6 separate regions of the Homo sapiens genome follow, and all the other regions are linked to region 1. The links are chromatin contacts, found by Hi-C or POLR2A ChIA-PET in ENCODE. All regions are on one chromosome and are shown on one strand. The core of a region is the stretch at or near the end of the contact, and the rest is flanking DNA. Distances in the headings are between cores, read along the strand shown. Region 1 holds the start of PPM1D (protein phosphatase, Mg2+/Mn2+ dependent 1D). Region 2 holds the start of PTRH2 (peptidyl-tRNA hydrolase 2). Region 3 holds the start of RPS6KB1 (ribosomal protein S6 kinase B1). Region 4 holds the start of CLTC (clathrin heavy chain). Region 5 overlaps VMP1 (vacuole membrane protein 1). Region 6 has its middle 5.1 kb from the start of MIR21.

What was found. Hi-C counts contacts between places; a loop is a spot of excess contacts on that map. ChIA-PET counts read pairs that join two places held with the same protein, here RNA polymerase II (POLR2A). Pooled maps may share reads with other maps.
Region 2: a pooled map shows a loop between it and region 1 (9-fold over the local background). The contact joins the promoter of PTRH2 here to the promoter of PPM1D in region 1. A Hi-C loop is called at or near these places in 1 of 37 single-sample maps with no recorded cell type and 8 of 50 pooled maps. POLR2A ChIA-PET finds 5 or more read pairs at or near these places in 2 of 52 experiments (CD4-positive, alpha-beta T cell and naive thymus-derived CD4-positive, alpha-beta T cell).
Region 3: a loop to region 1 is called in a pooled map, with 15 times the contacts of the local background. The contact joins the promoter of RPS6KB1 here to the promoter of PPM1D in region 1. A Hi-C loop is called at or near these places in 2 of 37 single-sample maps with no recorded cell type and 16 of 50 pooled maps. POLR2A ChIA-PET finds 5 or more read pairs at or near these places in 1 of 52 experiments (endothelial cell of umbilical vein).
Region 4: a loop to region 1 is called in a map of B cell, with 25 times the contacts of the local background. The contact joins the promoter of CLTC here to the promoter of PPM1D in region 1. A Hi-C loop is called at or near these places in 3 of 168 maps with a recorded cell type or tissue (B cell, naive thymus-derived CD4-positive, alpha-beta T cell and right cardiac atrium), 1 of 37 single-sample maps with no recorded cell type and 15 of 50 pooled maps. POLR2A ChIA-PET finds 5 or more read pairs at or near these places in 2 of 52 experiments (MCF 10A and activated T-cell).
Region 5: a map with no recorded cell type shows a loop between it and region 1 (7-fold over the local background). The contact joins the enhancer-like site here to the promoter of PPM1D in region 1. A Hi-C loop is called at or near these places in 1 of 37 single-sample maps with no recorded cell type and 6 of 50 pooled maps. POLR2A ChIA-PET finds 5 or more read pairs at or near these places in 2 of 52 experiments (CD4-positive, alpha-beta T cell and activated T-cell).
Region 6: a loop to region 1 is called in a pooled map, with 7 times the contacts of the local background. The contact joins the enhancer-like site here to the promoter of PPM1D in region 1. A Hi-C loop is called at or near these places in 7 of 50 pooled maps. POLR2A ChIA-PET finds 5 or more read pairs at or near these places in 2 of 52 experiments (OCI-LY7 and WTC11).

What each region holds. Positions count from the first base shown.
Region 1 is chr17:60,598,029-60,601,884 of GRCh38, reverse strand. PPM1D (protein phosphatase, Mg2+/Mn2+ dependent 1D) reads right to left here and starts at 1,692. Exons shown (of 6, transcript NM_003620.4): 1 at 999-1,692. The coding sequence starts at 1,470. RefSeq lists enhancers at 1,573-1,622, 783-1,770, 1,771-2,759.
Region 2 is chr17:59,705,500-59,709,548 of GRCh38, reverse strand. PTRH2 (peptidyl-tRNA hydrolase 2) reads left to right here and starts at 2,119. Exons shown (of 2, transcript NM_016077.5): 1 at 2,119-2,178. VMP1 (vacuole membrane protein 1) reads right to left here and starts at 1,895. Exons shown (of 12, transcript NM_030938.5): 1 at 1,801-1,895. RefSeq lists enhancers at 1,790-1,849, 1,650-2,305.
Region 3 is chr17:59,890,967-59,894,577 of GRCh38, reverse strand. It overlaps RPS6KB1 (ribosomal protein S6 kinase B1), which reads right to left and starts at 1,457. Exons shown (of 15, transcript NM_003161.4): 1 at 1,253-1,457. The coding sequence starts at 1,393. It overlaps TUBD1 (tubulin delta 1), which reads left to right and starts at 1,635. Exons shown (of 9, transcript NM_016261.4): 1 at 1,635-1,881; 2 at 3,537-3,611. The coding sequence starts at 3,576. RefSeq lists a silencer at 1,040-1,239 and an enhancer at 1,430-1,709.
Region 4 is chr17:59,618,554-59,622,160 of GRCh38, reverse strand. CLTC (clathrin heavy chain) reads right to left here and starts at 2,266. Exons shown (of 32, transcript NM_004859.4): 1 at 1,988-2,266. The coding sequence starts at 2,029. RefSeq lists enhancers at 2,179-2,473, 2,203-2,552, 3,003-3,122, 3,133-3,182, 3,020-3,607.
Region 5 is chr17:59,826,543-59,830,424 of GRCh38, reverse strand. All of the region lies in intron 10 of VMP1 (vacuole membrane protein 1), which reads right to left. Among named protein-coding and RNA genes, the nearest start is that of MIR21, 13 kb to the left of the region's middle. RefSeq lists an enhancer at 457-646. Within about 2 kb of position 1,269, at least 23 of the 41 ENCODE cell types and tissues checked have a DNase peak (open chromatin) inside an H3K27ac peak, as active enhancers do; they include CD4-positive, alpha-beta T cell, where a contact is called at or near this core.
Region 6 is chr17:59,844,428-59,848,211 of GRCh38, reverse strand. It overlaps the pseudogene RNU6-450P. Among named protein-coding and RNA genes, the nearest start is that of MIR21, 5.1 kb to the right of the region's middle. RefSeq lists a silencer at 547-646 and an enhancer at 685-1,673. Within about 2 kb of position 2,476, at least 36 of the 41 ENCODE cell types and tissues checked have a DNase peak (open chromatin) inside an H3K27ac peak, as active enhancers do; they include OCI-LY7, where a contact is called at or near this core.

The DNA.
Region 1 (3,856 bases), core at 443-2,942:
AGATGCATGCCATTTATTCACTGCAATAGATAAGCAATTATAATGCTGTAAGATGATTCTGTAAATGTTGGGCACAGAAATCCTGCCTGCTTTACAAACATTTAAAAAAACTTAGATGAAACTACAACTACACCGAAATTTTTAGACATTTAAGACCTTTATTTCCTTCTAGCATACAGTAATTCCTTGCCTTTTCTTATTTTGATGGGCAGTTACAATTTATAAGTACTTTTTAAACTAGGAACAACCGGTTGGGAACTATCTGAAAGCAATCAGCTAAGGCAATTTCCAAAAAGAAAACCCAAGCAGAATCTAACGCACACCCTTAACACGGGGCCAGTTTTTAAGAGGTAACAACACGTTCCGCGTTTTTAGTTTTCATAAGCAGTACAGGTTTATGATCCTAAAAACATCTCACCATCATTACAACGGAATTCCTTCCAAAACTTTAAGTTGCCGGATGGTTACGTTTCAGCCCTTCTAAATTAGCTTACGCTTTACTCCAGCAACCAACCCCAGCAATCCCGGGTCAATCTGGAGAACTGACACCACCGGTAGGAGGCAACCGAGAGGGATAAGACTTTCAGGAGCAGAATTATGACAGATTCTCTAAGGAAACACTACAGTTTTTCCTTCGCCTGGCCCAGGTGCAACATCGATTTATCTTTTGGCCAAAATCTGGCGCCAGGTTTCAAACACGTTTCCTCTGGTTGCCACCAAAGTGAAGCAGGGAAGGGAGTGGACTGCTTCCCATTGATCCTTGGAGGATGGAAATAAAGCAAGAATAGGCTGCAGGGAGACGGCAATCCTATCTTCCCCAAGGCCGCTTGGTTTGCCCGGACCTCCACCCAGCAAAGCGCTATTACAGCTTTTAGTCACTTCCATCAGTGTATACTTTGGTTGCGCTCTGGGTGCCGGGGGCCCACGCGGGGCTGGTGCCATAAAAGCCCTGAACTGCCTGAAAAAGGGGCGGGCGCCAAACAAGCCAGGGAACTTACCCAGTTTCTTCCACATGGCAAGGTGACAAGCGAGAAAGCCTTTGCGGATGGCAGCGCAAACCTTAGCCGGCTCGGACGAGGTGAAACCCTTCTGCTTCTTGATGAAACCCCACAAGTGCTCCCGGGCAAACTGTGCCGCCTCCCGCCCGCCGTGCCCGTCGCACACGGCGAAAAAGGCCACGGAGGAACGGCGGCGGCAGCAGCGGCTAGGTGCCGGCGAGGCCCCGGCGTCCGGGAGAGGGTCGCGAGCCTCTCGGGCTGCCACCGCTGGGCCTTTCCCCGAGACTTCGCCGCCGGGAAGGGCGGCCGGCGACGGCCGCGGAGGCAACGGCTGAGACAGCGACCGCCGCGGCGAGGGCTTTTCTTCAGCCGTCGGTTCGGGCTCCACAACGATTTGAGTAACGTCCTCCATGTACTTCCTCCCGCCCTGGTCGGAGAAGACGCTCACTCCCAGCGAGTACAGCCCCGCCATGGCCGGCTGGCCGGGATCCCGCCGGTCCCACGCAGCCCGCCGAATCCGGCGGCGGGAGACACACTAGGCGCTCGCCGGCCAACTATTGTTTATCTTCGACGACGCCGAGAAGGGGGAGGGGGCGGACCCGGAGAAGGGGGGGCGCGCGATGTCTGGACTTGTCCGCGAGAGCTGGGCCGGAGCGCCGGAGCGAGCAGAGCCAGGCAGTTGCGCCTGCGCACTGCGCTTCCCCCCACCGCCCGCGCCCACCACACAAATCAGGCGTTCTCCCCCGCTGACGTCACTCGGCTCTCTAAGCTCGACCAATCCGGAGTCGAGTGGAGCGAGCCCGCCCTCCGTCCCCGCCTTCGCTCCCGCCTGCGACGGCCGCGCTGCCTCCTCCCGCCGCTGGCGCTGGGCCCGCGCATCTCCTAGTTTGCTTCCCCTACGCCGCGGGCGTTTTCGCCCTCCGGGTTGTCGGCAGTTGTTGATCCTTTCCCGAGCGGCTTGGTCTGTGTAGGCTTTTGGCTCAGTCCAGCGTTCTTAATGCGGCCTGCTGGCCTTGGCGTCCCGCTGCTTGCTTTGCTAGGAAGGTGGTGTGGGCTCGGGCCCCCAGCGAGTGGAGAATGAAGGGAGAAGAGTTCACCCTCCTCCTAAGCGAAATGGCGGGAAACCTCCCTTCCAAAGGGCGATTGTGAGCTGGCCGGAACAAGTGCTGCACCCTTGAGCTGGATCTGGGTGGGACGTATTCGACTGGGAATGGAGGAGGGAGGGAGTCCAGTTCTGTTGTTTAAAAAGCACTTAGGAAATTTCCACCGTCAGCTGCACAGTCTCGGTTCACATAACTAGGTATGTCAGAGACGTAAGAGGGCTGTATTCTAACGAATTCCTAGGCAGATCTTTTCAGCTTTTGTTAAAGGTAGTGCTCGTTCCGACCAGCTCTGGATACAGCATTTTATTCCTGCGGTATCACTTCAAGTTATCACTTGAAAATAACTGACAAACACTGCCAAGAGCCCCAGTGCTCTAACGGTTTGGTGATCGTCCCCTCTCTTCACCGAGTCGGTCACAATCCCAACGCTAAAACCTTTGCACGGATTTTCATGGAGTTAAGCCGCAGAGCGAGGAATACACTAGTATTTGCTCAGTAGCATACGTTTTGTAGTTGAATCACTTTAAAGTTCACTTTTCCCGTTTTTGGCCATTTCTTCATCAATCTGTACTTTCCTGTAAAACCTTTGAGATTTTCAAATGGCCTAAAAACAGTATGGAAACGGGAATGGGGGGAATGTACATACAGTTGGCACAAGAAATAAAAATAGAAAAAATCTTTATATCAATAAAAATATAAATAAGCAAAATCAGCTCAAGAAAATGTAGAAAATCTGAATAGATCAACTAAGTAAAAATAAATACAATTGAAGATATTCATTACCCCAAAAAGCACTAGACCAGATGGTTCCAGGGCATGGAAACGCTTGAAAAAAAAAATCCCAGCTTGTTTGGAGAGGTAATCATAACCCTGTTAGTAAAACCTAAGCATTATGAACACTAAAAGGAAACCTACAGACCCTGTTTTGTAACGATGAATACAAAAATCCTAAATGAAATATTAGCATTGTAATTAGGGAGCAGCCTCCATATCACAAGAACGGTTTGTGTAGCTCTATATTATTCATCTTACCGTTCACCACGTTTGACCCAAGAGATTACCAAAAGATAATTCCATCATGCTTTATAATCCTTTCCACCTCAATCACAACCAGTAGGATCTGCGTCATCCGTTTATTGCTCTAGTATCTCCATGCTACTCTCTGCTTCAATTACTCTGATTCCATATCCCACTCTTCACCAAATATCCTAACCATTTCACTTCACACTTTTGATTTCAACATCTGCCATCAACCACTTCCCCTTTATTCTTAGCCTCTTCTGTAAATGTTCCCATCAACTTCCCATTCCAACTGAAACCCGGTTTATCACTTAGCAAAACTACCTCCCTTGCAACTTTTCAAGTACAGGAGGTTATTTTTCCTCTCATAGGTATTCTTATCTGTGGCCTATTCCTCATATTACCTCCAAACCACTTCTCTTCCTTCCTCCCTCAGAAACTCAAGTGCTTTTAAAATTTATGCAGACTGCTGCTACTCTGAGATGCTGTCAGCTACTGATCCCTGGTATCTCCCCATCATTTTTCATAGCCCACCGTCTTTGTTTCTTCCACTATTCGTGTCACTTCTCATCCACTTTATTTTTCAAGATACTATCCATATCTTCCATACTGTCTCCTTTTCAAGAGTTTTACTGCTCCAACAATTATCCTCCTTGCTCCTGCCTCATCAATCTCTCCTTTCTCTCTGTCTTTCTAAATGTTAAAGACGGGGTCTATGATGCCCAGGCTGGGGTG
Region 2 (4,049 bases), core at 870-3,369, 890 kb after region 1:
TTTCATATTTAATAATTTCATGTTTACTAGCTCATTTAATCTTTGTGACAGTTGTATGAAAGAAAGTGAGCAGAATTTTTATCAACACAATCTAGACCAGCTCAGAATGTTAGGTAACCTATCAGCCATTACTTAACAAGTGTTGGAGCCCAGACTTCAATCCAGGTCTTCTGATTTAAAGTTTAATAGTTACCAAAATCCTAAAAAGTGGTGATTCAAGCCAAAAGCGAGAAGTTGGAAAAGTGAGAAAAACTGGATAATCAGTCCTTCAATTGAACATAAAGAAGATAAGATCAGATTTGGCAGTTATATAATCAAGAAGCAAATTTACCGAATGTTAAACTAATGATACATCTATCATAATTCCATATCTCAAATTTTGTCACCTTGTTTCAAAGCCAAGCGTGAACAAATTTTCAAACTCAAAATAAGAAAAATATGTAAACTGACAAACTGATTTAACTAGCTATAGGTAAACTGGTAAAAGGCATCATGGTTCTATGTATATTTTCTTCTGGAATGTGACTCATAGAAATTAAACTGTATTAATCAATTGTAATCAAGTAGGATATATCCCTCAAAGGAAAAAAGTAACCTTCAGTGCCTTAAGATAATGTAGGCAAAGTAGTAAAATATAAAATTTCTACTCGAGAGAGTCACTTCATACCTACACAAATCAGTCACATTTGTCTAGGTACCACCATCCCTCTTCCACAGTAAAAACATAAGCTACAATGCATACAATGATGCCTAGTAAGTAAGTTTCTTCCTTTCATCATCTATGCTAAGAATACACAACTAAAATCAGAGCTAATGACAATACAATTACTAGGTAGTAGCAACTGGAATATTAAATTCTATCATGACAACACCAGAAACACTTGTACAAGCTTCTTCAAATGATCAATGTAATCTGTCCACAAAAATCTCTGACAAGCCCCAAAGTAGAAATGAAAGACGTTAACATTAGGATAAGGAGCGATGCTGCCAAAACACATCAACAGTGGCCAGTCTACGTGTATTATTAGATTTTTACATGGAGTTGCAGGTAAATAAAAGATGATTGTGTAAAATCTTCTGGAGGTCATAAGTAATCTAGCAGTGTGACACAGGGCCACATATGGTTTCTGGAATTTTAGAGATTAAGTCGACCTTCACGTTTTACTGCAAATACCTCCACTGTAATAAGATATAGAGGTCGGGGTTCAGGGGTTTGGAAAGGCAGACAACTCTTTTTCATTAAAGCAGTGAAAAATCTGAGAAGTTCCTCTCCAAGGGCTCTGCGGAGCGAAGGCCCATTCCCTTGGCTACCCTGTACCACCAGAGCTTTAGATGGCACTTGCACGCCTGGATTTCGTTTAGGAGCGAATACATCTAGCATCATGCGCCAGAGGTTCGGGAGAGCAAAAACCAAACTGACAGATCCTGAGAAATAGCTCAGTCATCAGCAGGGAAGACCTTCTCCACTTACTCCAAGGTCCTGGACATCCCGGGACTAAGAGGTTCTCTAAAGAAGCCTAGCAAGGCTTCCAAGTACGCGGAGAGGAGAACGAACAGCCCGGTGTCTGGGTTCAATGTCCGGGTGACCAACCATGAGAAGGTGTCCCAAATAACCTGGCTACCGCCAGCGTGAGACATCCAGGGTGAGACATCCAGTCAGCAGCGTCCTAAAACACTGCTGGAAGTCGGAATCACAGTGCCCCAGATCCGCAATGCCTAAGTGGGAGAGCTCCGGAAGACGCCAAGCTCTGAGGACAGCCTCAGGCTTCGGTCCCCAATTCCCTGAGTTAGTTTACCTACCCGCTCCGACCCCGGCTGCTCCGGATCTCAGGATCCTGGAAGCTGCTCCTTACGGACTCTCACACCCGCCGCTGGGCTCCAGACAACCGGAACCCGCTCACGTCACTTCCGGTCCGGTCCCTCTGCCCCCTGAGACAGCCTCCAGAAGGGATACGTTCCTCCCTCCTTTCGGCGAGCTCGGTTGATCCTCGCGGGATTTCAGTTAGGCTCTTAGTGCGGGCCCTGTGGGTGTGGCAAGAGGAAGAATGACTGCTCGCTTTGTGATTCTTGATCCGGAACTTGTCACCCAGGAACCCCGGAAGAGGTAGCTCACGCGATAGAAACGTGTTCGCTGCCCAGAAGAAGGGAAGGCGCGAGTGAGGAAAGGAGGTACTGTAGGTAGGTTGGTTGGCTCCTTACAGGGCGAAGGAGACCAATATCATTATTCATTTTCTCGCCAGTAGGAACGTTTCTTTTCACCTCGTTGCATTACCCACCTTCTTCATTTTCTCCTTTATAAACTGTCTTCCGCCCAGGGGCCGCTGAGCCCTCTGTTCCTGTTCTGCGAACCGTCCTTTGGAGGAAAGGAACAGGCTGCTGGGGAGGGGAAGACTCAGAATTTCTAGTTCCCAGCAAAGCCTCCAGGCAGGCAGTATCGATGCGCTCTCTCCGAAATTGATAAAATAGCGAGCAGGCCTCATACCCTCAGCTGGGCACTTATGAATATCCCCAGCGTTTCGAGCTGTCGAGCTCTGCGTGGAAAGAATTGGTTTCTAAGAATATAGTCGAAAATTTGGGGCCGGGCGCGGTGGCTGACGCCTGTAATCCCAGCACTTTGGGAGGCTGATGTGGGCGGATCACCTGAGGTCAGAAGTTCGAGACCATCCTGGCCAACATGGCGAAAACCCATCTATACTAAAAATACAAAAATTAGCCGGCGTGGTGGCGCGTGCCTGTAATCCCAGCTACTCGGGAGGCTGAGGCAGGAGAATGACTTGAACTCGGGAGGCGGAGGTTGCAGTGAGCCGATATCGCTCCATTGCTCTCCAGCCTGGGCGACAGAGTGAGACTTCGTCTCAGAAAAAAAAAAAAAAGAAAGAAAAAATTTCCCCCCTTTTTCACACAAAGAGATTAACTAGAGAGGTATTAATCCTTACTGACATACCCCAGGCACCATACTAGACTCTGGGAATATGTTATACAGGGAAAGTGGGGCAGTGGCTTAAGGGTCAGAGAAGATTTGGGAAAGGTTTGTTTGTTTTTTTCGGTTGTAAACTGCAGACCCGGCGCGGTGGCTCAGCCTGTAATCCAACACTTTGGGAGGCTGAGACAGGAGGATTGCTTGAGCCCAGGAGTTTGAGAACAGCCTGGGCCACATAGGGGGCCACATAGTGAGACCCTGTCTCTTAAAAAAAGATTAACGGGTGGAGCATGGTGCAGAAGGAGGTAATGGGATCAAGAGCACTACTGAAATGGGTTTACTGAGGCAGGGGAATTAGAAGGCACCAAGAAGAAGATTTTATAGGATGTACTTATTTTGTTCTGCTGTCATTGCCCAGAATTATTTATGAGACAAAGAATGGTTATTTGTTTTACCTTAGTCTTAGGCACTAGGCTTATTGATACGCTTGTCGTAAGTGTACAGAAAAAGAGACAGACATGTTGTTTTAGAGGAGTTAGATGATAATCTGATCAGATTAATATGAGATTAGAACATCCTAAAGAACAAAAATATGTGTTAATTTTAGCATTTTTATGATTAGACACTCCATTGAGATATGGGACATAATAAATAAACTTGGTAACTTTTGGAACTTTCACTGTCCTGTTTTTGATCTTATTGGGTTTTTTTTTTTTTTTGGAGACAGGGTTTTGCATTGTTGTCCAGCCTGGGGTGCAGTGGCACGATCATGGCTCACTGCAATTTCCACCTCCCAGCCTGAGGTGTCCTCCTACCTTATCCCCTGAGTAGCTGGGAGTATGGGCATGTGGCACCACATCTGGCTAATTATTTAAATTTTTTGTAAAGATGAGGTCTCACTGGGTTGCCCAGATTGGTTTTGAACTGGACTCGAGATGCTGCTGCCTCGACCTCAAGCAACTCCTTGAGGCCAGGAGTTCCAGACCAGCCTGGGCAACATAGCAAGACCAAGTCCATACAAAAATAAAAAATTTTTAAAAAATCAGGAGGGTGTGGTGGCATGCACCTGTAGTCCCATCTACTTGGAAGGCTGAGGTAGGAGAATTGCTTAAGCCCAGGAGTTTGAGGC
Region 3 (3,611 bases), core at 208-2,707, 710 kb after region 1:
CCACTTAGTTTCTTAAAGTGTTCAAAATTCTTTATATACATCATCTCAATCTTTTGTCAACAGTAGGGCAGGTGCCAGAGGAGAAAAACTGAGGGTGAGGCAAGGGAAAGGAAGCCCCTGTGTAATTAGAGCAAACATCTGACGTCATTAACCCATGTATTCAACTAGACATTGGAATTTAGATGCTAAACTACCAAGAGGTTATCAACTGATGATCATTTGGTCCAGGATCAGTGATTTAGTATGACAACATTTTTGAACTTCAGGTGCAATTTGTCATTTTTTGATAAATTTATCTAGGGAAAAAAAAAGTTATTCCATAAAGATTAACAAACCACTAAGCCAGCAGGGTGAAACCAAGCTATGCATTAGGAAATACAATTCTAAATTTAGCACCCTAAATTACAGCAAGGAAAGCCCTCATACCACCATTCACAAGTCTCTGTTCAGGCAACTTATTTCTGGCAAGCTAAATCAAGGCTGTCAACTGGTTTTTGGTTTTTTTTTCCACCTCAAAATTACATTAATTATTCTGAAAAAAATACAGACATCTTCAACTTGGGGAAAGGTTACAAGTGCCGTGTGTCCTTATAAATGCTTATTTTAAAAAGTCACACGGAAGGGGGTAAAAAAAAAAAAGCAAACAAACAAACCCTGGAAGATTGGAAGATGCAGCAGAGCCCCCTTGCTCCCGAAATAAAACTCCTGGTGGCTGTAACAGCAGCGGCAGTGCTACTCCCGACAGAAGTTTTCAGCTGTCACTTCTAACAGCTGAGCGCTTCCTAGGAGAGAAGCGACAGGCCGAGAAGAGAGGTGGTTGTGGGAGGTCTGAAGATTCAATACTTGAAATTCTAGACTCGAAGGGAAACCCTCCACACTTCGCCTGCACTTACGGGACACCCAGCAAGAGCAGCCCCCGTCTCCCCAACACACGCTCACGCCACCCGCTCCCCGCCACACTCAAGTCCAACAGCTCGAGGAATCGACCACGCGCCCGTTCTCTTTCCCTCTTCAGATCGCTCGGGGCTGCGCTGACCTGGGGCTAAGGGTGCGACCTGCACCTGCGAGCCCCGCAGAGGCCTCACACCTAGGGCCATGACCGCCCCGCCCGCTCCCCTGTCTCAGGCCGCGCGACCCTCAGCTCCTCAGGAGCCCCCCTGGGTCTCCACGCTCTAGGACACACCGCGCTTCCTGAGCCCGCGCCGCCGCCCCGGCCCTGTCACCTCGGGCCCCCGGGGACCCCGGGCCTCACCCCCTCCTCCAGCTCATCCTCAGAGCCCGCGTCCTCTGGCTGGTCCAGGTCTATGTCAAACACTCCTGCCATGTCCTCAGCTTCCCTGTCTCGGAAGTCCGGGGCTGGGTAAAAGCCGTCCCGCCTCCTTCGTCGCCTCATGGGCCCGGACCCGCCGCAGCCACCACAGCCGCTGCCGCCATCACCGGCTGCTTAGGCTCAGTGCGTCTGCGCCTAGGCCTTAGACTGGCTCCTAAAGTTCAGCGTAGGAGCATGCGTACAGGGTTCCGTGAAGCCAAACAGTGGGCAGTGGACATGCGCAGAACTATCGGCAGGATCCAGGCGCTGGCAGAAACATGCGCAAAACACCAGCCGAAGTCGCGCTTGGAGGACTAGAGCATGCGCATTGTCAGCTGGAGCGTTCGGTGGACAGTGAGCATGCGTACCATATCTGAAGTTCGTAAATTGAAATTGAACATGCGTAATTAATCTTTCTGAATAGGAAAAAATATATACACAACAAAACTCTCCGTTTATGGAACATGCGCATTTGTTCTCAGTAAGTTTTTCGTTTTGAAAGTGAGCATGCGCATGGTGAGTAGGTTGGTCCGAAGTTTGAACCGGACAGAAGCGCTGGTCGGCGTCTGGCGGTGAGTCGGGTTACGTGTGGAGAACTCCTGGGGCCCGTGGGGAACGGGGGACCTTTTGGCTTTGCTCTTTACTAGTTCTGTGGCCTTGGAAAAGTCAATAACCTTTCAGAGCCTCAGTTTCCTTATCTGTAAAATGAGGATAATAATAAACCTACTTTGCCGGTTTGACATTTTAAGCACAGAGTCTGTCTCACAACCCACGGCTCATTTCCAGTGCTGCATAGACCTGATGTGAAGTCTTTATCAAAACTTGTCTTTTCCTAGGTAAAAATAATGAGGAACTGCTCTAATGTTTCTTTTGCTTTCTTTCTTTTTCAAATGGAGACAGGGTCTCGCTGTGTTGCCCAGGCTGGTCTGGAATCCCTGGGCTCAGGTGATCCTCCCGCCTCGGCCTCCCAAAGTACTGGGATTACAGGCATGAGCCATTGCGCCCGGTTAATATTTCATCTGGTTTTCTTTCTCCAAGCTGCATCTTTCTTGCTGTCCTACCTGAGCTAAACACAAAATCTTTCTTACAGGTCTTACTAAAGTTACCAGGCTAGACTAGTGGAGAAAGCGTAAGCTATTATTTAGAAGAGAGAAAATTAATGTTAATTGAATGTACAATGTTGAGCACACTTCTGTGTTCTACATGTTCATGTGGTGTGAAGGGTGGTACTACTAATTTCTTCAATCAGCATTTGTTTTGTCTTGTTTTTATTTTTTTAATTTTAATTTTTTTTTTTTCTGGAGACAGGAGGATGTCACTTTGTCACCCAGGCTGGAGTGCGGTGGCAAGATCTTGGCTCACTGCAGCCTGGACCTCCCAGGCTCAGGGGATCCTCCCACCTCAGCCTCCCGAGTAGCTGGGACTGCAGGCGCACACCACCACGCCAAGCTAATGGTTGTATTTTTTGTACAAACAGGGTTTTGCCATGTTGACCAGGTCTGGAACAGCCAGGCTCACGTGATTCTCCCAACTCAGCCTCCCAAAATGCTGGGATTACAGGTGTGAGCCACGCACCCAGCCTCTTTTTTTCTTTTATCACTCCTCAACTGAGGAGAATGTTTTGTTTTAAACATATGTTTAGGAAAAAAGTGATTACAAATCAGATTTTGGAAACTATTGAGCTGTGTATGAATGGATTCAGGTACAGTAAATCACAAATCCCAAAACCATGTAGAGAGTATGAGAACTTCCTTGAATGACTAGCTCCTTAGACAACACAGCTGTTCTATCTCCAATATTATATACGTATGTGGCATTTTAAAATGACTTTTTGGGCCGGGCGTGGTGGCTCAAGCCTGTAATCCCAGCACTTTGGGAGGCTGAGGTAGGTGGAGGTGGATCACGAGGTCAAGAGTTCAAGACCAACCTGGCCAACATGGTGAAACCCCATCTCTACTAAGAATACAAAAATTAGCCAGGCGTGGTGGCACGTGCCTGTAATCCCAGCTACTCGGGAGGCTGAGGCAGGAGAATCGCTTGAACCTGGGAGGCGGAGGTTGCATTAAGCCGAGAACATGCCACTGCACTCTAGCCTGGGTGACAGAACAAGACTCCGTCTCAGGGGGGAAAAAAGACTTTTTATTGATGTATAATTAACATACATGGCATTTTATTTGTTCTTATTAGTAATGTAGTGGTTCTCAAAGCGTATTTTTTTCGATTACAGGTTGTTTTTAGAGGTAATACACCTAGTTTGTGGCTCAGCATGTCAATTGTAACAGTGCAACTTGGTCAGTGTGGC
Region 4 (3,607 bases), core at 1,017-3,516, 980 kb after region 1:
GGCTTCATTCAAGCATCTGCAGAAACTTTGATCCAGTTACAAAACAGACATGTATTAAATTTGTCTTTAATAAGTGACAAGGTTGGGTTCGAATCTTTGGGATCATTTAACAATTCTTGTCTCCTCTTTAAAAGAAATGAAAAGCTATTACTCCAACCACCACAAGATTTAGTAGTGAGCTACACATCTGCCGTGGAAAATAAAGAGCAGCTGTACTTGATTCTCTGTGTGGTTTATAAACATTTGTCTGCAGAAAGATATTTCAGATGCAGTTTAATATGAAAATAAGCCCGCGTTTTCCCCTCACACTTAAGAACAGCACCCCTCAACTCTCCACATTCATTTGCCACCCCACTTTAACAAAAGCAACCACAGCAACTAAACTTGGATTGATCAAAAAAAAATGTCCATTTTGTTATTTAACATTTTTAACCCTCTGTAAAAGTGTTTTTATTGCCAAGGTATATTCCATTACTTCAGATGAGTTATTTGAAAATTATAGATGACTGAGGAAAGTGCATTATTTAACTCATTTTATGGGTAAAAATTTATTATTCTTTACATTTCAAGCCTTAAAGGAAAATAAGTCCTTGCTAGTGCAAACATGGTAATACTTGCAAAGAAATATGAAATTATGTTACTTATAGCCTGAATGTTAAAACCTTTTATTAACAAGAATCCTTTATGTATGCTATGCCAATGGGGAAATGTAAATAAAAATGGTCTTCAATGGTAAAGTGTCTAATAGGTCACTGATATCAGTGTCATGTCAAACCACTGCATTCCCTGTCATTATGGAATTAGCCCTTCAGACGACTGAGCTGAGGCAGGTTTCTTTAAGGGGATATTTGGGAAGAAAGCAAATTAATAGGAATAAATTATTTAAGCTACAGTAAAAAACAGGATTGGTGACACAGGAAAATCAAAAGCTCTGAAGAGGTTTAATTCAGTGAAGCCTTCCAATGGTCACCTGCCTAGGCCCGCCACTGGCATGTTGCCAGATAACAATATGTTGCCTCCAGGATAAGGAACCATGGGGAAGAACTCTAGAACTTACTAAAGGGAAGCCAGTCACAGACCAAATAGCCCTGCAGGTCTCAGAGCAGCTGTGCTGTCCCCAGGGCTCTGTTCAATTCCATGCGATCCTGAAGAAGATATTCAAAACTACCTGCTACTACTCGAGAAGACTAAAAGATAACCTCTGTATCACTCTTTCCTACCTTCCAGAACCAAAGAGGGGTTAAGAGCCACAACATCCCCAGAGAAATAAAAAAAGGGGGAAGGGGAGGCGAGTTTCCTTAGGGAGTTTGACCGCACACACTCTGAGATTGACATAGCTCTAAGAAATGCGTTCTCCCATTCTACCCTCGTTCCGTTCTTTCAGTGACCTTCTGTCCCTACTGCCTCAGGGAAGGCAAGAGAAAAGCCACCGCCTCACCACCACCCCCAACCCCCACCACCGGAGAAGGTGCCTTTCTCAGTTGAGAGCCGCAGAGGGAGGGAAAAAAAAGGTTGCTCCTCCCCAACCCACCCGCCCCACAACTCCTGGGTGCAGACACGATGAGGGAAAGAGGAGAGCAATGGAAGGTGACAGCCCCGCACTGGCCCAGGGGATAAGAATCCTTGCTCTGGTAGAAACAAGGGAGAATCCCCCTCCCACTCCCCTACCCAAATGAATGAAATGAATAAAATGGGGAGAGAGTTTGTACGCGCAGTTCTGGCCATCCAGGAAGCAAGATCGAGAGGCCTTTGGATCCAGGCCTGGTCCTTGCAGCTCTTTGCACCCCAACTCCTGTCCTTTCCATCCAAGCCCCACATCATTTAATATTTTAAGCTTTCCAAGATAGTGCCCCCTCCTCCACCTACCCCAATCACCGACAACCCCCCCGCCCCTCCAGCTCCGATACTGCTCGGGCCCAGACTCCAGCGTCTTCCATCCTTCCTACCACCTTCTCCACAGCCCTCACCAGCCCGGGCCCGGCCGCACCTGGAGATGCTCCTGAAAACGAATTGGCAGAATCTGGGCCATGGCGCTGTCGGGGGTTATGGTCTCCTCCTGTCACTGGGGCTGCGGGGCAGTGGCTGCCCGGGCTCTCCAAGGGAGAGGAGGAGAAGGGGAGGGGGGAGGCTGGGCTCAGCAGGATCCTCTCCGGGGACGCAGGAAACTGGCAGGCAGACGAAAGAGCTCGGGTCGGGGGCGGAGGCTCCAGGGGCCAGGAGAGCCGCAATGGCGGAACCGGGCGCAGCGCAGACTCCGGAAACGGCTGAGCCCAGCGGAAGGATCCCGGCGACAGAACTCCGCCCAGTCGCCTCACCCCCTCCGCCTTATGTACCCCTCCACGGAGCGCCGCGCGCGGCGGGCGCAGGAATTCGGGGCGCAGTGCGCCCGGTGCCTCGCTTCCTGACGCCACATGGGGGGAAACAGAGGAACCGGAGGGACTACTTTTTTAGACTCATCACTTTCGCCAGTCTTCTCTTTCTCCCCCCACTTTTTTTTTTTCATTTTGCCACATCATGCGACTCGGGGCGACCGACGTCACTTCCGTGGGCGCTTTAGGTCCCACCCACGTACTTCCAGGTGCACGTGATACTGATGGGGAAGGGTCGGCTGATTGCTGCCAGAAATGGAGAGCTCGTTTTAAGGAAATGCGGCGTCTCCTGGGAGTGAAGAGGCTTTTGGGCCACCTTGAGGCATGACGGGTGCCGCTTCGTTTCCCTGCGACCGCTGCCTGTTTCGACTGAGCCCCTCACAGGAGGACGTGGCGGGGGCAGACGGGCGCAGCCTCCCGCCCTCTCCGTGACTCAGGGAAACGGCCTCGCCGCAGAGCGCTCCCTCGGCAGCTGGCTGCAGCACTCCTCCCCCGCCGGGCTTCAGAGTGGGTGGTTTCCTACAGCCTAGGGAGGGGGCCTGAAACGGGGTTTAAAATCTTCCCTGCCCTCACACAAGCCCTTCTGACTGTTGGAGAACCTGACGCGCGGATTCTAACTAGAACTGGCACTCTCTTCGGGTGTTAGATAATTAACTCAAAGGACAGCGAAGGCCTTTTATGATGTCTTTCAAGCTGGCCTTATGACAGCTTTTCTTAACGTTTCTGCGGACATTTTGGCGGACTTGTGTCGGCCTAGCTCAGTGATCAGTTTCGTTAAAGAATTTGAGTATCCGAACATTAAAGGATTGGACCTAAATTCTAGCAGGAGGATTTTTAGCCACATCAAATAATTTACGTCTCAAAGATTTAGATAATTAGGGTAAGGATGCTTAGTAAAACCCGAAGGTTCCATCGCGCCACTGCACTCCAACCTGGGCGACAGAGCGAGACTCCGTCTCAAAAAAAAAACAAACAAAAAAAAACCTGAAGGTTCCTGGAGGAAAGAGATGAACTATTAGCCGTGTATTTCGGTGGGACCACCTCAACATAGGTTCCTGTAGGTTAGCAATGTAGAAATGTAGCGCTTCAAAGCCGGAGCATCCTGTCTTCAAAGAGCATGAAGGTATCAACGGCATTCATTGTCGATTAATAATAACCTTTCTGGTACTTTCTTGCTAAAGTATAAGCCATAATAATATTTCATAATCGCACCAATACAATAAAGGATGAAAGACGTT
Region 5 (3,882 bases), core at 20-2,519, 770 kb after region 1:
TATAAATGAAAAAAAAAATTTTTCAGGAGAAGATTCAGGTCAGGGTACTTATAAAAAGAAAAGAGTGCTCAGCTTGGTGGCTCACTGTAATCCCAGCACTTTGGGAGGCCAAGGTGGGAGGATCACTTGAGCCTATGAGTTCAAGACCAGCCTGGGCAATATAGTGAGACCTCCTCTCTACAAAAAATTTAAAAATTGGCTGAGCATGCTGGCATGCGACAGGAGGTGGGAGGATCACTTGGGCCTGGGAGGCAGATGTTGCTCCAGCCTGGGCAACAGAGCTAGCCCCTGTCCCCGCCCCCACCAAATCTGGATAGCCCAACTTCAGGAGACTGAAAACCTGTGCCCAGAGTTATAAAATTTAATTATGTTCTAAATGAATATCAGGATCTTTAGAATTTTCTTGATTGAATGAGGACCACTGTATGTAAATCAATACATCAAATTTATCCTCTGACCCCAGAGAGTTCTATCAATTGAGATTTGGCCCAGGAGCACAGGAGTAGACTCCTATATAGAAAATGATCCTGTTCTAACTGAAGCCAACAACCGCCTCTTCTGCTGAAGAGACTGAATTTTACATTTAAGGCAATAGTAGGATACACTTTCAGGAATGAAATTAAAGCCCTTCCCTATCCTACTCCCATTACAAGCTGATCTGTTATATGTACAAAAGAGGAAAAGAGGGTGTGGGAGAAGATCAGCAACAAGACAGCCTAGCAATTCCCTTTCTCGGTAACAGTCTTGTAAATAATTCTCCATCTTCAGAAATGTGCACATTTTAGTCAAACATTATAGAGTTAAATTTTCCTTCCTACCCCCTAGGCAGTGATCTAAACAGGCTTAACGGCTAGTATTTTAATGAGTTGTCATTTCCTGTCTGATAAAGATTCTCACAGTATTTAACCACCAGTTTCCCTGGGGACCAACCAATACTAGAGCTCTATTCATAGTGACTCAGAATGGACCTCAGACTCTTGCCCTTATTCAAAAATGACAGATTGCCCTCCACATGAAACTGCCTTTCCTAGTAAGGTAGACTGCTCGGAAAAGGGTGGGGGAGTTTATCATGCAATCTTTCTGAAGAAGCCAAAGGCCATCATGCTGACTCATTAATATCTACAGCCTTTCAGCCCTTTATTAATCCAGAATAAGTAAATGAACAGGTGCTAACTGAAAATAAACACATATTTAACCTAGTAAAAAAGGATCTAGTTATCCTGTGTGACTGGAATGAAAGTGTTATTATCTTTACCATTTAACTGAATAGAACACATGAATCTTTTTGTTTTGTTTTGTTTTGTTTTTGGAGACGGAGTCTGGCTCTATCACCCACGATGGAGTGCAGTGGCGCAATCTCGGCTCACTGCAACCTTCACCTCCCGGCTTCAAGCGATTCTCCTGCCTCAACCCCCTGAGTAGCTGGGATTACAGGTAGGCACCACTACACCCTGCTAGTTTTTGTATTTTTAGTAGAGACAGGGTTTCACCATGTTGGTCAGGCTGGTCTCAAACTCCTGACCTTAAGTGATCCGCCTGCCTTGACCTCCCAAAATGCTGGGATTACAGGCATAAGCCTCTGTGCCTGGCTCAGTATATGAATCTTTGAAGCTGATACTATAAGAAAAAACTGGTAACTGATGTATTCTACTTGCTTTGGATCTGAAATGTGGTAGCCCCCTAATCATGTTTCTTTACATCCAGGATCTTGGAATGGCACCCCAACATAAAATAAATTCAGGATGAAAATCACACACTATACTAGAAAATCTAGGGCTTTCTCATATATACAAGTTTGGACTGACAGTCCCTGGCACCTTCTAAAATTCGTTGTGATTTGACCCCAGGATCTGGGATTAAAACATCTTGAATTTCATTCACATCTGTGCCCTTTCAAATGATTAAAACTTCTTTTGTACTTAAGTTAGTCCATTGTACGCAGAGTGGTATTATGAACACATGACACCATGGGTTTCTTTCTGGCTGTGTAGAAGGAAGACCATGCTTTCTCCAGGTGTATTTTATCAGGTACATTGTTTCTACTGCCTTACAGCATATTTTATCACAAAATAATCTGCAATTGCCCTAGCTTTTGGAGATTTAGCATTATTTTCTGTAAGAATCAGATTGGAGGTTAGACTTCCTTATCATTAGCAGCTACTCTTTGAAATAAGCTAACATTAAAGAGAAGCTCTAGAGAACAAAACCTCATTTCAGAAGGCAGACTTGAGCAGCAGGAGAAAAGCAGGCATTTGTGCTGATGAATGTGGCCAGAGCTAAAGGAGTGGTCTATAAGGACTAGGTAAAACTGATTGGTTGCCAAAACAAAACTCTGTTAAAAATCAACTGATTGCATTTATAGAAAATGACAGACTGGTGGCAGCTTTTTTTTTTTTTTTTAAAGAGGTTGTGTCTCTTGCCTCAGCCTCCCAAGTAGCTGGAACTACAGGCGAGTGGCACTGCACCTGGCCCCAGTGGCAGCTTTTTTTTGGGAACAGGATCTTGCTCTGTTGCCCACTCAAGAGTGCAATGGCACAAACACGACTCACTGCAGCCTTGACCTCCCGGGCTCAAGCAATCTTCCTGCCTCAACCTTCCGAGTAGCTGGGGCCACAGTAGCTAATTTTTAAATTTTTTTCAAGAGATGGGGTCTCACCATGTTGTCCAGGCTGGTCTCAAACTTCTGGGCTCAAGCAATCCCGCCTCAGCCTCCCAAAGTTCTAAGATTACAGGTGTGAGTGGGCCTGGTGGCAGCTTTTTATAGTGACAGATCTGCACTGGTTTGAAGACTCACTGAGTTCTAAAACTTAAAAATCAGGCCAGCACAGCGGCTCATGCCTGTAATCCCAGCACTTTGGGAGGCCGAGGCCTCCTGAGGTCAGGAGTTTGAGACCAGCCTGGCCAATATGGTGAAACCCCGACTCTAGTAAAAATACAAAAATTAGCTGGGGGTGGTGGTGCATGCCTGTAGTCTTAGCTGCTTGGGAGGCTGAGGCAGAAGAATTGCTTGAACCCAGGAGGCAGAGGTTGCAGTGAGCTGAGATCACGCCACTGCACTCCAGGCTGGGCGACAGAGCAAGACTTGGTCTCAAAAAACAAACAGACAAACAAAAAAACCAAAAAAGTGATAGTATTGGCAGGACACAGTGGCTCATGCCTGTAATCCCAGCATTTGGGGAGGCTGAGGCAGGAGGATCACTTGAGCACAGGAGTTCAAGATCAGCCTGGGCAACACAGCGAGACCCTGTCTCAAAAAAGAAAAAAAAAGTGACAGTATTGATTGAAATTCAATCTCACTTAAAAAAAAGTTATGATCTCTGTCCTCAAGGAACTCTATCTAGAAGGATGCTGGGAGAGGGGAAAAAATGCACTTAAATGTACACTACAGAAACCAGTAGGTTTTTCATTGAAAGTAACCACAGTAGTAACTAGCTACAGCTGCACACAGGTGGATGCACGTGTGCACAGGAGAATAGACAGAATTCATGCTGCATCCCTACCAAATTCACACAGCAGCTGTTTGAAACTGGTGCTCTAGTCTAAATTTCCAACTTCCAGCAAATGACTTCACTGGCTTCCAGAGTGCTCCCTCAGGAGTGTCCCCCTTCTCTGCCTCAAAACATCTTGGAGTCTTCACTCCAGTTTTCAAGAAAGAACTGGTTCATGAGGATAATCAATCCACTCCAGAATTGATCCTATCTCAATCATCTCTTATCATTTATATGAATTTAACTTCTCTGTAATAGTACCTAACAGGTTTTGTTATGGATATGAAATGAATATTTATGTAAAGCATCTGGCACAGTGGGTGCTTACTGAATGTTAATTTCCTTCCCACATCCTTCCCTTTCTTCATTTATATTTTCTATCTCTAGCATTTTA
Region 6 (3,784 bases), core at 1,227-3,726, 750 kb after region 1:
GCCCCACTGCACTCCAGCCTGGGCGACAGCGAGACTCCATCTCAAAACAAACAAATAAACAACAACAACAACAACAAAAAAAAAACAAAAAAAACTACCTGTGATCACAAGATGAAACAAGTATGCTGAAGCTTGGACTTTTGCACTGATTTCTACAGAACAGAGTAGTTCAGAGCCAGAACGCCTCTGCTGCCTGCTCTACTTCCTTGTTTCCCTTGACAAATTACTGAACCACCCTGCCTTAATTTCCTCATGGGGTTGTTAAGTACAACACATGTGAAACAGCCCTGAAAATAATGCCTGGTACAAAGCAAACAATCATTATCAAAAGTTGTAGTAATCCACTGTGCTTCCTGGTACAGGGCACGCCAGAGTTCCCGGGAGCTAATCTTGATTGCTGGTGCTCCGTGTGGTTGTTGTGTACAAAGAAATTACCATGGAGGGAACATGGAGATGGGAAAGGGCTGGTGCAATGGGCAGAATGAAGAGGTGTCTGAAGAACCAACAACCTGAGGCTAGGCAGGAACATCTGGCAGCTCTCAGAGAGGTTTAGCAGTCCTTACTCAAGTGCAACTGACTGTGAGGTGCACTAAAGAGTGAAAGGCAGAGAAAGGCCTCCCTGCCTTAGTCTTGGCCTTCATCTTCTTAACTAATGAAAAGAAGCTGGGTGCTTGCTTTGGCAGCACATACACCAAAATTGGAACAATATACAGAAGATTAGCATGGCCCCTGCACAAGAATGACACTCAAATTTGTGTTCTGTATTAAAAAAAAAAAAAAAAAAAAAAAAGGCTGGGCATGGTGGTTCATGCTTGTAATCCCAGCACTTTGGGAGGCCGAGGCGGGTGGATCACCTGAGGTTAGGAGTTCGAGACCAGCCTGGCCAACATGATGAAACCCCGTATCTACTGAAAAAAATACAAAAAATTAGCCGAGTGTGGTGGCATGCACCTGTAATCCCAGCTACTTGAGAGGCTGAGGCAGGAGAATCGCTTTGAACCTGGAAGGCGGAGGCTGCAGTGAGCCGAGATTGCGCCACTGCACTCCAGCCTCGGCAACAAGAGTGAAACTCCGTCTCAAAAGAAAAAAAAAAAAGTTGGGAAAAACATGGTTCTCCAGGGCCGTGGCAAGCCAGGCTTCTGCACTACTGCCAAGAGGAGTGAACTTGAGCTGCTTTTCGTTTCCTCCACACAACATGGTGAGGAGCCAAAGGAAGACAGTGATCTAAGTCATTCCCCACCTTCAGGCGGCACCATCCCTGTTTTCAAATCCCTAACTGCCTCACTCCCCTAAAGCATTTTTTCCCCGCTGGAAACAGACTGGAACACAATTAAGCAATGTTGATCACTGCTTCAGTCAAAAGTGGTCTGAAGGGAAAAGCTGATGTGTTTTGTCCCCCAAAAGGGATAGATGGCCTCAAAGGAAAATGTCGCATTTGGATTAGATTTGTGGTAGGGGAGGAGTGACCTGCCAAGGGCTCCTTGAATAAACAAAACTGTTCCTCAAAGGGCTTTGGGTGGAGGTCATCAAAGCAAGTTCACAGAAAGATCCTCCTCCCTGGTAACTCTCCAGAGATGGCTGACTCTTTGCTTACATAGGTAGCTCAGGGGTCCCACTTGAAGTCAGTTGCCCAGAATAAGCCAGAGCCTGCCCCCTCAAGAATTCAGGAATGTGGTTTCCAATGCAAATAAAGGCTAAATTGTAGAAACAGTGCTGGAGTGTGTTCAAGCCCTCCCTCTAGGTCCTCTGAGTCATTTGGAAATGGTTAACAAACAGGTTGGACACCTGGGTTGATTACTGCTGAAGGGGATTTCCACACAAACCCTATACTGTAAAATCATCCTCTTGCCTTCCCAAAGCAATTCAGTTCCACTTTCTAGATCGAATGTGCCTTAAAGATTCCAAATGTCCTAAATCAGATCCTAGGGTTCCTAAATTAGAGCAGCAACTGCTGCTGACACAAAGAAACAAGGAGCCAAGCAACTTTGTGCTTAAAAAAAAAAAAAAAAAAAGTTTATTTTAAATTAAGAGGAACAGATGTCCAATGTTTCAAAAAGCCACACATTTGTGGATTTGGCTGACAAACTCTCTAAGCTGCATTTTATTTCTGTTCCCATAGAGTCAGCTAGCCACTTGCAACTGACTCACTTCTCTCTGGGCCACAGTTTGGGCCAGTCTCCTGACTACAGAATTAGAATCCAGATATCAAATGAATCCAGGGTGCTTGGGTGGAGAGCAGGTGTTAAAAGCCATCTAAAACCACCCCTTCCCTGCTTTAATTTAGGAGTATCAACACCCACACAGCAAACTGCAAGGCTAGTGGGTCAAAGAGAATGAGCAAACAGTTGGCACCTGCCAATCCCAGCACCACGCAATTTTAAAGGCAATGAGTAAGCAGCTGTCTGGAACAGGTTTTTGTATAATCCTTCTTAAGAGTACTGGTTAAATATGCAAATACACACAGGTTATTTGCTGCAATTCAAGGCCTCGCCCCCAAGGCAAATGCATTACCTCAGGTGAACTCTTGGCCTTGTTGGGAAGGGATAGGATCCCTAGCTCCTGTCCACCAGACACTAATGACTCAGTTGCTTCTAAAGTTTAAAATACATGATGTGCTTTCTCTTCTTGTTGTCTTTGAGAATAAATAAATTTACCTTCAGACACAAGGGTTTTGTGTGTAGTATCTCATTTACGTTGTGTAAATACTGGAGAGGATTCAATAAATGTTAGAGATAAAATGTTACTTGGCTTTTCAAAAACTTTAAACTCCTGCTTAGTTTTAATTTTTTGTAGCACCTCAAAAAATTATTTATGAATAAAATGAAGCAGTTGTTTGTATTTTTTAATAGAAATGAGACTCTTAGGTCTATTGAGGAAGATCTTGCATGCCATCAATTTTTTCATGGTTCAAAACCTATTTACCCAGCAAATCTCACTGTATTTTCTAGACTGACCTTGTAACAAGTATTAAAAGCTGATACTCCCTTTTCTCCTCTTTCCTTCCAGATGTTTTAGTATTTATATATATATTTTTTGAGGCAGGGTCTGTGTCACTCAGGCTGGAGTGCAGTGACACAATCACGGCTCACTAATGAGGTGATCCACCTCAGCCTGGGACTATAGGCACATACTGTCACACTTGGCTAACTTTTAAATATTTTGTAGGGAGGTCTCATTATGTTGTCCAGGCTGGTCTCGAACTCCTGGGCTCAGGAGTGATTTGCCTGCCTTGGCCTACCAAAGTGCTAGAATTACAGGCATGAGCAACCATGATAACCAATATTCTTTATAATGAAAATAAATTAGAAAATGGTCAATATTTTCAGGTGGGAAAGTTAAAAAACTGTTTTTGGTTTTAAATTCTTCGGTAAATTTTTCACTTATCAAAAGTTTGACAGAGTATCTGCTAGAAAACCAGAGCACATATGCTAAGAAAGCATTTTAAAATATATCTTTGTTTCTGGAGGAGTGAATGCAATGTTGTGAAATTCTTGCATGTGTATCAGATGCTCACTTTTTTTTTTTTTTTTTTTTTTTTTTTGCGAGATGGTGTCTTGCTCTGTTGCCCAGGCTGGAGTGCAGTGGCACGATCTCAGGTCACTGCAACGTCTGCCTTCCGGGTTCAAGTGACTCTCCTGCCTGTTTCCCGAGTAGCTGAGATTACAGGCATACGCCACCACGCCTGGCTAATTTTTGTATTTTTAGTAGAGATAGGGTTTCACCATGCTGGCCAGGCTGGTCTTGAACTCCTGACCTCAAGTGATCCTGTCTTGGCCTCCCAAAA